Linked DNA regions of Homo sapiens: region 2 is linked to region 1. The links are chromatin loops, found by intact Hi-C in ENCODE. Cell type or tissue: mammary epithelial cell. All regions are shown on one strand. Region 1 holds the start of LOC102723409 (a long non-coding RNA gene). Region 2 overlaps LAMA2 (laminin subunit alpha 2).

Region 1 (8,000 bases):
TCTCTAGGTCAGCCCTGAACTTATAGACTTCAGCTCCAGTGGTTTCTACTTAACTTTCATCTGGTTCACTTCTCTCAATTATTTGACATAGTTGATCATTTCCTTTTTGTTAAACCTGCTGTCAACCCTGACATCTGTGATTTTTACTCTTCTGACACTACTACTATGGTTTGAACTGTTCCTTCTAAGGTATCTCTCCCTTTATGCATCCTGTAAGTGGAGAAAGGCATTCCTCAAAGTTGTTCTTAGCCCTCTCTTGGCCCTTCGCTCTCAATGGACCATTTGTTTTGCTTCTATGGCTTTAAATATCACCACCCTGCAAAGTATTTTCTAAATATACATTTTCAAAGAAATCTTACCTAAAAGATGTCTCAGTTCTAACTGTTCAGCTTCTTCAACACTGTAAGCTCAACATATCCTCATCTTCTCTCCTTTCACACCCATAATACTTACCCCTCTCTTGCCCCAATCCCTTCATTTCAAATCAGTACTTCTCCCAGTTCTGGGAGTCAGTGAAAAGCACCATCATCTTCTAAACGTCTTTAAACTCCGCTCCCTCACTTCTCTCCATCCAATGGAATCATCAAATCCTTTTGACCTCATTCTGCAACATCTGTCTGCCCCGTTCTCACTTTTCACTGCCACAACCCTAATTCTGAGCCTCATCATTTCTGACCTGATCTAGTCTTCAATATTCTAACTGCACTTCCAGCTTAAGTACCACTATCTCCATTAACAATTACCCAACTAACAGTGTCCTTTCTCTATCTTCCCATTACATTTTACCCATACAATCAGTTGTACCCATATTCTGCTTCCCTCAAATCAAAGCCCATTTGCTAGGGATACATTCCCCATTAATCCTATTCACAAATCTAAATCCAATCTCCTTGTGGAAATGCACATACAATTGATTTTTACATCATCGCAACCTAACTTGTGGTATAGCACATAGCAGGCACTAAAATGCTAAGAAAAACAAATGGATAGCCATTTTTCTTTCAGAAAATTTAGAGTATTCCTTATCAAAATAACATTGTCTAATGAACTCGGTATACTTTGATGTATTATCTAGTTACACCTAACAGTTTCTTAAGAATAAAGAATCTTAATTCCTTTTTTTTTTGTATTTTTAATTTTTTTTGAGACTAAGTTTCACTCTTGTCGCCCAGACTGGAGTGCAATGGTGCAGTCTCGGCTCACTGCAACTTCCGCCTCCCAGGTTCAAGCAATTCTCCTGCCTCAGCCTCCCAAGTAGCTGGGATTACAGGTGCACACCACTATGCCCAGCTAATTTTTGTATTTTTAGTAGAGATGGGGTTTCACCATATTGGCCAGGTTGGTCTTGAACTCCTGACCTCCAGCGATCTACCCACCTCAGCCTTCCAAAGTGCTGAGATTACAGGCATGAGCCACCATGCCCGGCTCCTTCCCTCTTCTTAATATCATAATTAGCATGAGGATGAATGAAGCACGTCCTAGAACATGTTTCAGGATTCTTCGACAAGTGGAGATGCACAATCTCTTATTTAATTCTTCATGTTCTCAGTAAAACTCCTTTTGTTTTTTCCAAATATTTGACAAAAAAGTAACAAATATAAGAAGTCATGTTTACTTGCCAACATAATTTTAGTCTCCCTGATTCTGTTACTAAGTATGGATCTCCAAAATAATGCCTTAAAGACATAAACAAGATAGGGCACACAGCTCCCCACATCTCTTGCCTAAGACATTACATTCCTTAAAAAATAAATGAACTTGGTCCTTACCTGTTCTTACACATAAAATCATGCCTGCCAAAATCAACAATTATGCCCCCGCAAACTATAACCAAATATACTCTTAGGCCCAAATTTTAATATAATTTTATACATGCTGGATCTTCACTCCCTACATAAAAACTATAATTTAAGCTGCATTAAAAAAGTCTAACAAAACGTATCTCTAGACAATTTTTCCAAAATATAATCCTCAATAAGACTCTAAATAAATTTTAATTCTTTAAACATCTAGTATTTGTTTAGTCAACAATACAAACTGGGTGATACAAGCAACCAAAGCTAAGACACCCCAAGATTTTCCCCATTGAAATGAGAGTTGTGAAGGCACAAGTAATGATTAAATCACTCCCTTTTTGTGATTGTAACAAAGCTACACTCAGGTGAAAGAAAAATGTAACTGATTGACTGCTCAGAATTGGGCCACTGTCTGTGACTCTCCTTACGAACTTCCCTCCAGGGGAAATTCCTTGTTCACTTTGGCCCTTGCTGGAGGGGAAGGTGACTTGCAGCAGAGATTACACGAAAGCTGTTATTTTGTAAAGGTTACAGGAGATGCAACAAGAGGCAGCGCTGAGCTACCCAGGTGCAGCGAGAGGAGAACATCAAAAGAGGAGTAAAGATAGCACAGAGTGGAGCTGCTTTCTCTGTAGCTTATCTGAGCTCCTTCAGTTGAGAAATCAAGACTTGCAATCTCAAGATAAAAAGCTTGCTTGTGACAAAGCCAGTGTTTCTTGACTAAGTTGGAAGTACCATAGAAGCAGTTTTTCTTGCAACCAATCTATTTCTCTATACAGTATGCAGCTACATGTGAAAATAACTCATGAAACTCTTCCAAGAAACCTTAAGGACTTGAAGAAATGCTTGTATGGAAGGAGGGGGTTCTAATGTTTCATCTGGAATCCTTTCTACCAGAGCCAACCGACTGCATACACAACTTTAGGACACAAGTGAAAAAGAGAAGCTGGATGCCAAGTCCAGATTCCAAGATATGAGGCCAAGTGAAATGGGAGGGAAATTATTATTGCCACTTAATATGTATTAAATACAACATTTGAGAGATCACAGACCCAGAAACACCAGGGCAAGGAATTGGAACTTCTGCCAGCAGGAGCAGCTAACGCCAACTGAAAGAGCCCAGGATTGTCCCAAGAGTGAACAATGTATCAAGACAGAAAATGAACTGGATAAGAGTTTTACTTCCTAGACCTTCTGGTCTGAAATGCAGGGAGAGAACTCTGTCTTTATGCCAGTTTATTTAACTTAAATGAAACAAATAATATTCAAAGTTGAGCTGAGCTCACAGAAGTAGAAAAAAGATGTTCTCACAAAATTATTTCTATGCCCTACAGTGGCACCGATACTCCAAGGAAGAGTTACTAGCACTGATTTCCAGGTGAGATAGTGTGGCACTGGAACCAGAACTCCAAATGAGATCAAGAGGGACATTCCATAAATATCCAGTAAATGACTCCTAACTTGGGGAAAGGAATGTTCATGGGGGATGCTATCAGAATTACCCTTCAAGGGAGGGCTGGTTATTTCTAAATATAGGTGCTGCCCACTCTTCCACCATTCTCTCATCTGTTTATTAGGATCTATTACTGATAGGTCTGTTACATCTTTTCTCTGTATTGATGAGAAAAATAGAATATGGCAGAATTTTATATATATATGTATATATATATATATATATATATTTTTTTAGACGGAGTCTCACTCTGTTGCCAGGCTAGACTGCACTGGTGCCATCTCAGCTCACTGCAACCTCCAACTCCCTGGTTCAAGCAATTCTCCTGCCTCAGCCCCCTGAGTGGCTGGGATTACAGGCACACACCACCACGCTCAGCTACTTTTTGTATTTTTAGTAGAGACGGGGTTTCACCATGTTGGCCAGGATGGTCTTGATCTCCTGACCTTGTGATCCGCCCACGTTGGCCTCCCAAAGTGCTGGGATTAAAGGCGTGAGCCACTGCGCCGGGCCTAGAATAATATGTTTTAAAATTATTAAGGTACAGCTCTGATAATATTGAGCATAATAACAAGTAATAAAAATACATTTATCAAATCCCATCAGGCAAGTATGCTGCTGAGCCCTTTGTATGGTTGTTTAATTCTAGTAAGCTGCTAAGAATATTCCTATTATTATCTTTATCCAAAGTATAAAATGAGGCCCAGGTAAGTAACTTGTCCAAGATCACATTCGTTAATCCAGGTAGTCTGGCTCCAGTATCCATATCATCTCTTCTCAAAATATTACTTAAATTTGAAAAAAAAAATGCTTAAAATTAAAAAAACTCTTTTGCCCAGCATCAAAGGCCCTATGTAAAGCACTTCCAACTCTTTCTTCTGCTAGTGCCTTATTTGCTCCCTTGTGTGTAGGAGAGCTCCTTATAAGTGCTGTCCATACTCACAGTCCCCAATTCTCATTCTCTTAACCCCGCTATAAGCATCCTTATCACTTTACCAAAACTGGTAAGTCTACTAAGGTCTACTAAGACCTCCACATAGGTAAAGCCAGTGGTTAACTTCTGCCCTTTAACTCATTTGAACTATAAGTAGTATCTGATACTACAATCACGCCCCCTGCAGTTGGCTTCTGGGACACCACTGTCTCTCAGTTATCTATAAGGTTACTTATTTTCAACGTCTTTGCTAGTTCTTTCTTTTCTAACCACTAATGTTGGGTAGCTCCAGGACCGAGTTCTCGGTAACTTTATTTATTATACCCAGACTCACTCCCTTGGTGATCTCATGCAAGGTCATGGTTTAAAAGTCCATATGCATGCTGATGAATCCAGCCCAGACTTCTCTCCTTAATGCCTGCTCATGTAACTGCCTACAAAATATTGCCACTTGGATATCTAACAGGCACTTCAAATCCCATACATCCATGACTGAACTCCTGAATCCCTGCTAACAGTACCTGATTTACCTCCACTTCCCTATTTCTCTTGTTGGAAAATCCATCCTTGCAATGGCTCAAGTCAAAAGTCTTATGGTTATCCTTGATTAAAAATCCTCTCGTATCAGAAAAAATCCTACAGGCTCTACCTTCAAAAATATATCTAGAATCTGGGTACTTATCACTCCACAGTTACTGCCCTCACCAACAGTGCCCTGTTTCACTCTCAGAAATGTCCTGATTTGAACAATAATCGCCCTAACACAAAGCCCTCCATGATCTCACTCCCCATGATTGTGTTACTTCTCTGCCCTGCCCTGTTACTATCACCGGCCCTGAGTCCACTCCAGCCACACAACCTTTGGTAACAGGCACATATCTGCTTTGCACCTTTGTTCTAGTTGTTTTCTTTGCATAGAATATTCTTCCAGGTATCTACATGGCAAGTTCCTTGAAGACTTGCTTCCAGTCTTTGCTTAGTTGTTAATTATTCAACGAGACTTCTTGTGGAATGCTGCAATGACCCTATCCCTCCACATCTTGTCCTATTTGCTCTGCTCATCTTTTTTGTCTCCATTGTACTTACCACCTTTCAATATGCTATAGAATTTTATTTGCTCATTAATATTTCATTATCAGTCTCCCTCCACTAGAATGTAAGGGCTTTTTGTTACTTTGTTCACTGATGCATCTCAAGGGTAGAACATGTCTGGCATATATGTAGGTGCCCAATAAATATTTGTTGAATGAACACATATACACTAAAAAGTCACAGTTCACAGTGGCTGGCAAGGTGGCCAAATAGGAACAGCTCCTGTCTGCAGCTCCCAGCAAGATCGGCATAGAAGGCAGGTGATTTCTGCATTTTCAACTGAGGTACCCTACTCATCTCATTGGGACTGGTTAGACAGTGGTACAGCCCATGGAGGCTGAGCTGAAGCAGGGTGAGGCGTTGCCTCACCCAGGAAGTGTAAGGGGTCAGGGAACTCCCTCCCCTAGCCAAGGTAAGCTGTGAGGGACTGTGCCGTGAGGAACAGTGCATTCCGGCCCAGATACTATGCTTTTCCCAGGGTCTCCACAACCCACAGACCAGGAGATTCCCTCAGGTGCCTACACCACCAGGGACCTGGGTTTCAAGCACAAAACCGGGCGGCTATTTGGGCAGACACCGAGCTAGCTGCAGTTTTTTTTTTTTCCGTACCCCAGTGATGCCTGGAACGCCAGTAAGACAGAACCGTTCATTCACCTGGAAAGGGGGCTGAAGCCAGGGAGCCAAGTGTTCTAGCTCAGTGGATTTCACCCCCACAAAGCCCAGCAAGCTAAGATTCAGTGGCTTGAAATTCTTGCTGCCAGAACAGCAGTCTGAAGTCGACCTGGGAGGCTCGAGCTTGGTGGGAGGAGGGGAGTCTGCCATTTCTGAGGCTTGAGTAGGCTGTTTTCCCCTTACAGTGTATACAAAGCTGCTGGGAAGTTCTAACTGGGTGAAGCCCACCACAGCTCGGCAAAGCCACCGTAGCCAGCCTACCTCTCTAGATTCCTCCTCTCTGGGCTGGGCATCTCTGACAGAAAGGCAGTAGCCCTATAAAACTCCCACCCCCATGGGACAGAGCACCTGGGGGAAGGGGCAGCTGTGGGCGCAGCTTCAGCAGACTTAAACATTCCTGCCTGCCAGCTCTGGAGAGAGCAGTGGATCTCCCAGCACAGCACTCTAGCTCTGCTAAGGGACAGACTGCCTCCTCAAGTGGGTCCCTGACTCCTGTGCCTCTTGACTGGGAGACACCTCCCAGCAGGGGTTGACAGACACCTCATACAAGAGAGCTCTGGCTGGCATCTGGTGGGTGCCCCTCTGGGATGAAGCTTCCAGAAGAAGGAACAGGCAGCAATCTCTGCTGTTCTGTAGCCTCTTCTGGTGACACCCAGGCAAACAGGGTCTGGAATGGACCTCCAGAAAACAGCAGCAGACCTGCAGCAGAGGGGCCTGACTGCTGGAAGGAAAACTAACAAACAGAAAGGAACAGCTTCATCAACATCAACAAAAAGGACGTTCACACAAAAACCCCATCCGAAGGCCACCAACATCAAAGACAAAAGGTAGATAAATCCACAAGGATGAGAAAAAAACAGCACAAAAGGGCTGAAAATTCCAAAAACCAGAACACCTCTTTTCCTCCAAAGGATCACAACTCCTCACAAACAAGGGAACAAAACTGGATGGAGAATGAGTTTGATGAATTGACAGAAGTAGGCTTCAGAAGGTGGGTAATCACAAACTCCTCCAATCTAAAGGAGCATGTCTTAACCCCACGCAAGGAAGCGAGAACCTTGAAAAAAAGTTAGAGGAATTGCTAACTAGAATAACGAACTTAAAGAAGAACATAAATGACCTGACGGAGCTGAAAAACACAGCACAAGAACTTCATGAAGCATACACAAGTATCAATAGCAGAATCGATCAAGTGGAAGAAAGGATATCAGAGATTGAAGATCAACTTAATGAAATAAAGAGTGAAGACAAGATTAGAGAAAAAAAGGATGAAAAGGAACAAACAAAGCCTCTAAGAAATATGGGACTATGTGAAAAGACCAAAAAGAAAACCTACATTTGACTGGTATACCTGAAAGGGACAGGGAGAATGGAACCAAGTTGGAAAACACAGTTCAAGATATTATCCAGCAGAACTTCCCCAGCCTAGCAAGGCAGGCCAACATTCAAATTCAGAAAATACAGAGAACGCCATGAAGATACTCCTCAAGAAGAGCAACCCAGAACACATAATTGTCAGACTCACCAGGGTTGAAATGAAGGAAAAATCTTAAGGGCAGCCAGAGAGAAAGGTCGGGTTACCCTCAAAGGGAAGCCCATCAGACTAACAGCAGATCTCTCTGCAGAAAACATACAAGCCAGAAGAGAGTGGGTGCCAATATTCAACATTATTAAAGGAAAGAATTTTCAACCCAGAATTTCATATCCAGCCAAACTAAGCTTCATAAGCGAAGGAGAAATAAAACCCTTTACAGACGAATAAATGCTGAGAGAGTTTGTCACCACCAGGCCTGCCTTACAAGAGCTCCTGAATATGGAAAGGAAAAACTGGTACCAGCCACTGCAAAACATACCAAATTTTAATGACCATTGACACTATGAAGAAACTGCATCAATGAATGGGCAGAATAATCAGCTATCATCATAATGGCAGGATCAAATTCATACATAACAATATTAACCTTAAATGTAAATGGGCTAAATTCCCCAATTAAAAGACACAGACTGGCAAATTGGATAAAGAGTCAAAACCCATCAGTGTGCTGTATTCAGG
Region 2 (8,000 bases), 98 kb before region 1:
TGACTGATTGAAGAGCCAAATGCTTCTCTATCATTTTCTTTTGAAACTGAGAGCTTAATTTGAAAGCATAAAACTGTCTTACAACTTGCAAAATTATATCCTGTAATATGTTTGAAAAATGTTGGGTGCTTTTCTTTTCTCCCTATTTTGTCAAGATGTTTCCTTTAAAGTGGCCCACAGTGGAATCTATAGGAGTGGTAGGGCATAGTTATCAGTTCTTTGCTCATTTAAATTGCCAAACATTTGTATGCCTGCAAGTAAATAATTGATCAATAGTAACATGACATGTTTATGATTCGGGGACATTTTAAAACACTTTCACAAACATTGTTTTATCTGATCACATAAGCAGGTATTTTGTTCCAGTGTTAGAGAAAGTAAAATATACACTCAAACTTTTATGTGGTCACAGACATATATATAAAAGATCTCACAACCAAGACAGAAATCCAAGTCTATTAATTCTGAGTGTAGTGCTATTGCTTTTTAAGTATATAATTGCTCTAATTCTGTGTAGTATGGCATTACCAATATCTGCAAATGAGACTTTGTTACTTCTGCTAATATAAATAGACTCAATTAATGTTGCCAATGCCAGTGTGACATTTCATGAAAATTTACGTTTAAATTTAAATTTGTACCGTCTTTCATTTCTGCATTTAATACATATCTGCCAGGCACCTTCTAAGTACCATGTAAGAACTAAATGAAGTTCTAAGTTCTTGCCTTCAAGGAACTTGCATCGAACTGGGGAGATAGACAAGTATCAATGGTTAGAGGATAGAGAGCTAATTGCTGTGATAGAGATGTATGTAGCCAGCGAGCAATCTCAGAAGAGAGACACTTGAGTCAAACAGAGAGGTCAGTTTCCACTGGAGTGACCCTGAGGCACAAGCTGGATGAGGAGTTAGCTGGATGAAAAGCATGTATGGACATTTCAGAGTAGTGAAAGTTGTGTGAAAGCCTGGAGTCATCAGAGAGAATAACACATCCTTTTCCAGCTGCATTTCCAACAGGAAACTCTAGAGAAACCTCTCATATGGGACAAAAACTGGCTTTGCAATTCTTTATTTTGGAGTGCTGCTGCATACATTGTTCCTGTGTAAGAGAGGCACAATGCACATTTGCATGTCAGAAGCTCTGTGTAGTTAGTTGTTCAGTAAGAAGAATGTTTAGCTGTTTAACCCAGCATTTCCCAAATTTCTTTAATCAGAGAAATCCTTCCATTCCTGTAATACTAGCATTCTGCTGAACACACTTTGGGGAATGCTTTAGTAACTACAAGTGAATCCATAGCCTACACGAATGAATGTTGGCAGGAAATTATCAGTAGGGGCCAAGAGATAACAGAACCAGTGCATAAGGGGACATATGAGCTAAGTGAGTGAGTTTCAGCTTTATCCTGAAAGCCATAGGGATACCGAGAACTCTAAGAGTTTTAAGAAAGGGTGTGATATCATAAGACTTGTGCTTTAGTAAAGTTTCTTTAGCAGCAGTTTGGAGATATGTAACAATTTAGGATGCTACGGAGTCTGGTGAGCCTAGTGTCTCCCCACCAACTTCTCTTCTATAGTAGTAGAATAACAGATTTGAAGAAAGAAGGAGAAGATGGATATGCATTATAAAAGAAAAAAAGACAACCTAAATGTCCATCAACAGATGACTGAGAAAAGAAAATGTGGTATATATACACCACAGAATACTATGCAGCCATAAAAAAAGAAGGAAATCATGTCTTTTGCAGCAACAGGAATGGACCTGGAGGTCATTATCCTAAGTGACATAACCCAGAAACAGAAAATCCAATACCATATGTTCTCACTTACAAGGCGAGAAGCTAAACAATGGATACACGAAGACGTGAAGATGGAAACAATAGACACTGGGGACTCCAAAAGGGGGGAGGGAGGAGAAGGGGTGAAGATTTAAAAATCGCCTGTTGGGTACAGTGTTCACTGTGTGGGTGATGGGTCCACTAGAAGCCCAAACTTCACTCTTATGCAATATATCCATGAAACAAACCTTCATATGCACCACCTGGATCTAAAATTGTGAAATAATAAAAATAAAAATAAAGACATTCGGAACACTAAGCTGAATTGGCTAATGCTATAAACTCTAAAGATAGTAATATGCTTGGTAGATGTACGGTATAACAAACAGGGATAAAATGATTCAACAACTTAGGAGAACAATTTTTATAAATGGTCATCTTGGAAACGCTAATTTCCATAATCAGTCTGCTATCTCAACTTTTATTCTATCCATTAAAACAAATAAACAAAAGATCTGTGCTCTGAATCAATATTAGTCAAAGGTCAAGTTACAGAATCATATAAATGTGAAAGTAGTTAAAAATATGTTTTAGGTTTACTGTAACTACAGCATTCCATCAATTCAGAAAGTTCTTCCCCCAATAGGTCTAATTTTTCCAGATTTTACTAGAGCTACTAACTGTTACTGTTACTACTCTGTGGTCCAGAAATCAGAAAGAATTTTCCTTTATCCCAGCCTACTCAGTATCTTCTGTGACATTTCTGGTTTCTAGTTCAATCCCTTTGACACAGTTGGCTGATACCTTCTCATTTATAAGTCTTCTCCTTGGCTTTCAAATTGACTCTAGACTCACATTGCTTTTTGCCTTTCTGAATACTCCTGTCAAATGCACCAAGCAGTCATTCTCACTTTTATTTTGGGTATTAATGACATGAATCATTCTCCTTACTTCTCTATTGTATCTCTATGGTATCACCGTTAAAAAGAAATTAAGCCCTATGAGGTTTAGTTGTTCAGAATTTTGATTCTTAAATTAGACTGGGAACTTCTACCTTCTGCCCATGGTTGTTACCCATTCTCTATTATCTCTGGTGTCTCACCACAAATTTCTCAAGTTAAACAGGTGAAATTTTTTATTATAATAAAACTATAGCTGTTCTGTTTTTCCACATGTCTTCTCATATATCCAATATATTTTCTCTAATACTTTTAAAGTATTTTATTACTATAGCAGGTCAGTTAATATGTATTAATTTTTCCTTATAAAAAGAAAAGCATCGAAGCTGCAATGGAAAAAGCAAATGTTATAAACAAATAATTCACAAAAGAAAAATGCAAACTTCTTACATAAAGTTGAAAAATGCAATCTCAATAGATGACAAGCATATGGTCATTGACTTGCAGTAGCAATATCCAAAGATCACACTTAAAGCAGTAAAATCTAAATTTAAAAGGAAAAGAAGAAAGGCTTGGCAAAATAACCTTACTACCTGCTTTGATAAGATTAGCTCTTACAGGACACATTTATTAAATACCAACTATGCATCAGATGCTGTGCTGCATCAGTGAAGATGCATACGGTTCCTACCCTTGAGTAACTTACCTGCTGCACAAGTAGCAAATTACTGTATCTGTTTAGGATACAGTAAACACCAAGGGAGACATATGGAGGGAGAGAAATAAGGCACTAACTGAGCCCTAAGTCCTTTTTTAGTTGAGGGGGTAGGAGGGGTGGAAGCAGTTGCAGGCGATCCAGGCCAAAAAGCATCATATGAAAAGATAAACATGTATAAAAACATGAATTATTTGGGCAGCTGTTGTAATCAGTTTGAATTATTGGAGTTTAAATTTCAAAAGAGTGATAGAAGATAACGCTGGGCATGTTGGCAAGGGCCAGATCACAGGAAGCTGTTTAAACTGTGTTGAGGAGTTTGCATTTCATCTTGATGAACTTGATTTTAAGTAGAGATGTGACAGGGTAATTTCAATTTAAGTATATTACTCGAGGTGTCAGTGTGGAAGACATATTGTCAGAAGACCAAACTGAAGACAAAGCGAACAATTGGATTCAATAATAGTCTAGGCAGGAGGTAAATTATGCTTGAAGTAAGAGATGCAGTGGGAATTGACATCAAAGAAATGCAGAATAAATCCACCATGTGATACCATTACACAGCTATTAGAATGACTAAAATTAAAAAGACTGACCATACTCAGTACTGGCAGAAGGTGGAGACACTGGAACTCATACACTGCTGCTGAGGATATAAAGTGGCATAACATTGGAAGAGGTTGGCCATTTCTTAAAAGACTAAATATACATCTACCATACAAACCAATCATTTCACTCCTAATTATTCACCCAGGACACAAGAAAGCATATTTTTTATAGAAAGACTTGTACCAAAATGCTCACATTACTTTTATCTGTGTTACTCAAAAACTGAAAACAAATCACATATCCATCGACAGGTAAATAGATATACATAAATTGTGGTATACTCATACAATGGAATACTAGCAATAAAATACTCAGCAATAAAAAATAAAGTATTAATATAGATACAAAATGGATGAATATCCAAATAGGCAGACAAAAAAGGCAAATTTAGGCAGACACAAAAAAATACATTTGTATAAAATTACATAGAAAATGTAAACTAATCTATAGTCACAGAAAGCAGACGGATGCTACTTGTGAATGGTATATGTACGAAAAGGCAAAAAGGAGGGATTACAAATGAGCATAAAGAAACTTCTGGGGTGATGGATGTGTTCATTGAGTGTGGTGGTGGTTCTGCAGGTGTATACAATTACATGTTACAAACATGGTTTAAATTATAGCATGTTAATTATTCCTCAGTAAAACTGTTTTAAAAATAGGACAGATATTAGAGGTATTTAGGAGAAGAAATTAGTGAAGCTGTTGATTGATTAGATGTGGTGAGGAGAAAGTCAGGATGACTCTCTAGTTTAGTAGATTGGGTGGGGGGGTCATAAGACCAACAAAAAAAAGTAAGTTAAGTAATACAGATTTGGGAGTTAGATGATAATTATTTTGATTTGGAATGTTTAGCTTAAAGTACGCAAGGAAAATATAGATGATGGTGTCTCACCTGTTGAATGTGGACTTTTAGGCAAAAATCAGGTCCAAGCATACATACATTTAAGTCATCAATACATTGTAAGTAGATATAAACTTGAGTTTGCCCAGATGGCTAAAACCTGAGATGTGGGCAAAGGAAGGGATATTATAAAACATCAACATTTTAGAAGTGTTCAAAAATAGACCCCAGGGTAGGAGATTGAGAATGAAAGGTAAAAGAAGCCAGAGAGCTTGACATTATGGAAGCCAGAAGAAATTTCCTATAGGGAAGGAAATGCTAACAGCATTAAATATTGCACAAACATGAATTCAGATAAAGTTTAAAAGAACTCCACTGAGTTTGGGTATAGGCAGGTCCCTGAGGACTTTAGCAAGACCAGAGATGACAGAGTAGTGGGAGAGGAATTGAAATAAGGCTCCAGCAATGTGGATGATTGCTCCTTTTCAGTGACCAGATTATTTGTTTTATATGAATTATTCTCAACTAGTTGGCAAGAGCACTGTCTCTTGAAATTCAAGTACAGTCCTTCAGGAGTGTTCCCCATCTTTCTTGAGTCAGTTACAGAACCACAGTCCCTGACAGAAGTGTGCCCTATCCCCTAAATGCATCAAGTAGGATGCAAAGTTGAGAACACTCAATTAGATTTTCAGTGGATCAAGAAAGAGAACAAAAGAATAATAGCCAAAGTAAAAACACTTAGCTTATAACAACTCAGCATTGATTATAAAATATTTCTTAAGTCCCTACTCTGTGTCTATTATTTAATAAAATCCTTATTTCCCTACCTACTTATAAATCACATCTGAACTCATCAACTGTGAAATTTTGTGTCAATAGCCTACTTTTCTATTTTGTAAAGAAAAGAAATAGGGTAAGAAATAAAAGCAAGCATTAGCATTTACTAGCATTTCCTGGTAGAACCCACTTCATCGCTATCACTCATGAAGGATAGAGTAAAGCACTCCCTTTAAGTCAGTAAAAATATGCCATCCTGTCTCTCTGCCAGTTACCTTTTGGGCCAGTGAATTTCAATTCAATTGTGTTGCTGCTCTTTAATCATGTTTTCTTAGAATGATTTCTAAAAATGCATATATTCATTCATGGATAAGGAGGAAAACCACCTCCAGTCACTGGCTTGCCTGTGATAGAGAGGCAGAATCTCATTTTCAGACACCATTAAAATACCCACCAAGTCTGTAGAAAGAGACTATTTTCATCTTCCAGTCAACAGCCCCATATGAAAATACCTTTGCCGATCTAGATAAAAAGGAATGTATATGAAAAAGTCTTGAAAACAGTTTTATAAATCTATTTTCTTTTAGCCCCCAGTCCAGTCAAGGAGATATATGTGTATGAAACTAATTATGTATATAAAAATAATAAAATAGGTGTGTGAAAGTAATTCAATTTTAAAATCTTAACTTGCTAGCTATATTTAATAGGACAATTATTCTTTTAGGTATTTTTCTTGTTTGTTTTTACAAAAGTCTGGTTTGAGGTGTCCATTGGTATGTGTATTTTAGTCCTTTTTTAATAAGGCAATTGTGTTTGATTTTATTGAAGACACATCTTTTTGAAATGATAGGGCTATAAACTTCAAGGGAATTTTGGAATTTGATGTTTCTCTCTGTTTTCCAAAGAACACTGATTCTGAAAGATGATGAGTTGAGTGAAAATAATAGTATTTCGTGGTCAAATAAATTTGGGAAATACTTTTTGCTCTATGTCCTTCTCTAGGAACATTGCATTGCATATTAGCATGCTGAAAGATCTGGGCAGCTATAAAATTAAGAAGATACATGTTTAACTTTGTATAACCCAGTATTTGTCATATTTATTTGAGCCAGGAACATCCAAGAAACTAGCATCCTAAAGAATAAACATTTAGAAATTCCCTTATAACCCACTGGTTCAAATGCCCATTTTCAAACCCTTGCTTATTCAGATCCTACATCAGACAAAGGTTTAGAGGCCAAATCTATCATCTTACGGGACTGATGTCAATACGCATCAAGGATGCATATGAAGTAGTTAAAGGCTAGATCTAAGGACATGTGGTAGAAAAGCATGTAATTCAGAAAAAGCCTAGCTTGACCCCTAAGAAGGGGGCGGTAGTGAGAGGGATCAATGAGATAAGGAGTTCCTGTCTGCTTTCTAAACAATGCAGTTTGAACAGAGAAGTGCCTCATCTTTCCTTTTTTCCATCTATTTCTGAATTCTTATCTTCATCACATTAAAAATACCTTGAGAGACCCAAAAGAAAAGCAAGAAGGCATGAGGACTGTACCTCTGTCACAACACTTAGCATCCTGGTCTAAAATGTAATTTACAGTGTACCTGGATCTCACCACTTCCTTGTACAACATCCCCTTCCACTTCCATGTACAATCATATTTTACAACAGTGACACTTTGCAGATGAGTCTAAATCCCAGTAGTTCCTGTGGATAGTAAAACTTACAGAAAGAGCCATAGATTAGGCATATTTCTAATTAATTATCTGATTCCTAATTAGATATCTTTGTTATTTAGCATTTTTAACCTTGCTTTATTTTCTAACTACTTATCTAGATTATAGAAAACTACATCAAATGGATCTTTGATGTTCAGTTATAGTTATCTCTTTTATCTTCATTGGTTTGCCTTCACTGGTGTTCAAGCTATTATTTTCATGCTCTTTGGGGGATAGTTTAATAATGTATTTTATTGATGTTATTTCTGTAATTATTAAATTGCTAAATATAGTGCAAGTGCTTGAGAAAGTCAATGTTAATTCTCGAATTAAACCAAATTTGTCTTGAAGTATTAATGATGATATAGATGTGGTTGATATTGCTCAAATAAAATGTTAAACTTTCTTTCTCCTTTACAGCCAATATATCAATTGTAGATATAGATACTAATCAGGAGGAGAATATAGCAACTTCGTCTTCTGGAAACAACTTTGGTCTTGACTTGAAAGCAGATGACAAAATATATTTTGGTGGCCTGCCAACGCTGAGAAACTTGAGGTAATTTAGTTTATATGTAAAGCTAAGGATTAAGTTTTAATTAAATGACCACTATGCTCACTAGAGTTCTGAAGTTTAATTACAATAAGAATGTCATATAACCCTTG

Evidence for each region. Hi-C counts contacts between places; a loop is a spot of excess contacts. Peaks named below come from ENCODE experiments on the same cell type or tissue, not always from the same donor. Only the 100,000 strongest peaks of a DNase experiment are listed, where the experiment ranks them.
Region 2: a loop joins it to region 1, with 16 times the contacts of the local background. A loop is called at or near these places in 3 of 110 quality-filtered maps.

What each region holds. Positions count from the first base shown.
Region 1 is chr6:129,563,214-129,571,213 of GRCh38, forward strand. It overlaps LOC102723409 (a long non-coding RNA gene), which reads right to left and starts at 6,353. Exons shown (of 8, transcript XR_001743860.2): 1 at 1-6,353. In mammary epithelial cell, a CTCF peak has its summit at 4,379; no DNase peak of the experiment used is centred here.
Region 2 is chr6:129,465,460-129,473,459 of GRCh38, forward strand. It overlaps LAMA2 (laminin subunit alpha 2), which reads left to right. Exons shown (of 65, transcript NM_000426.4): 52 at 7,755-7,893. Among named protein-coding and RNA genes, the nearest start is that of ARHGAP18, 240 kb to the right of the region's middle. In mammary epithelial cell, a CTCF peak has its summit at 4,015; no DNase peak of the experiment used is centred here.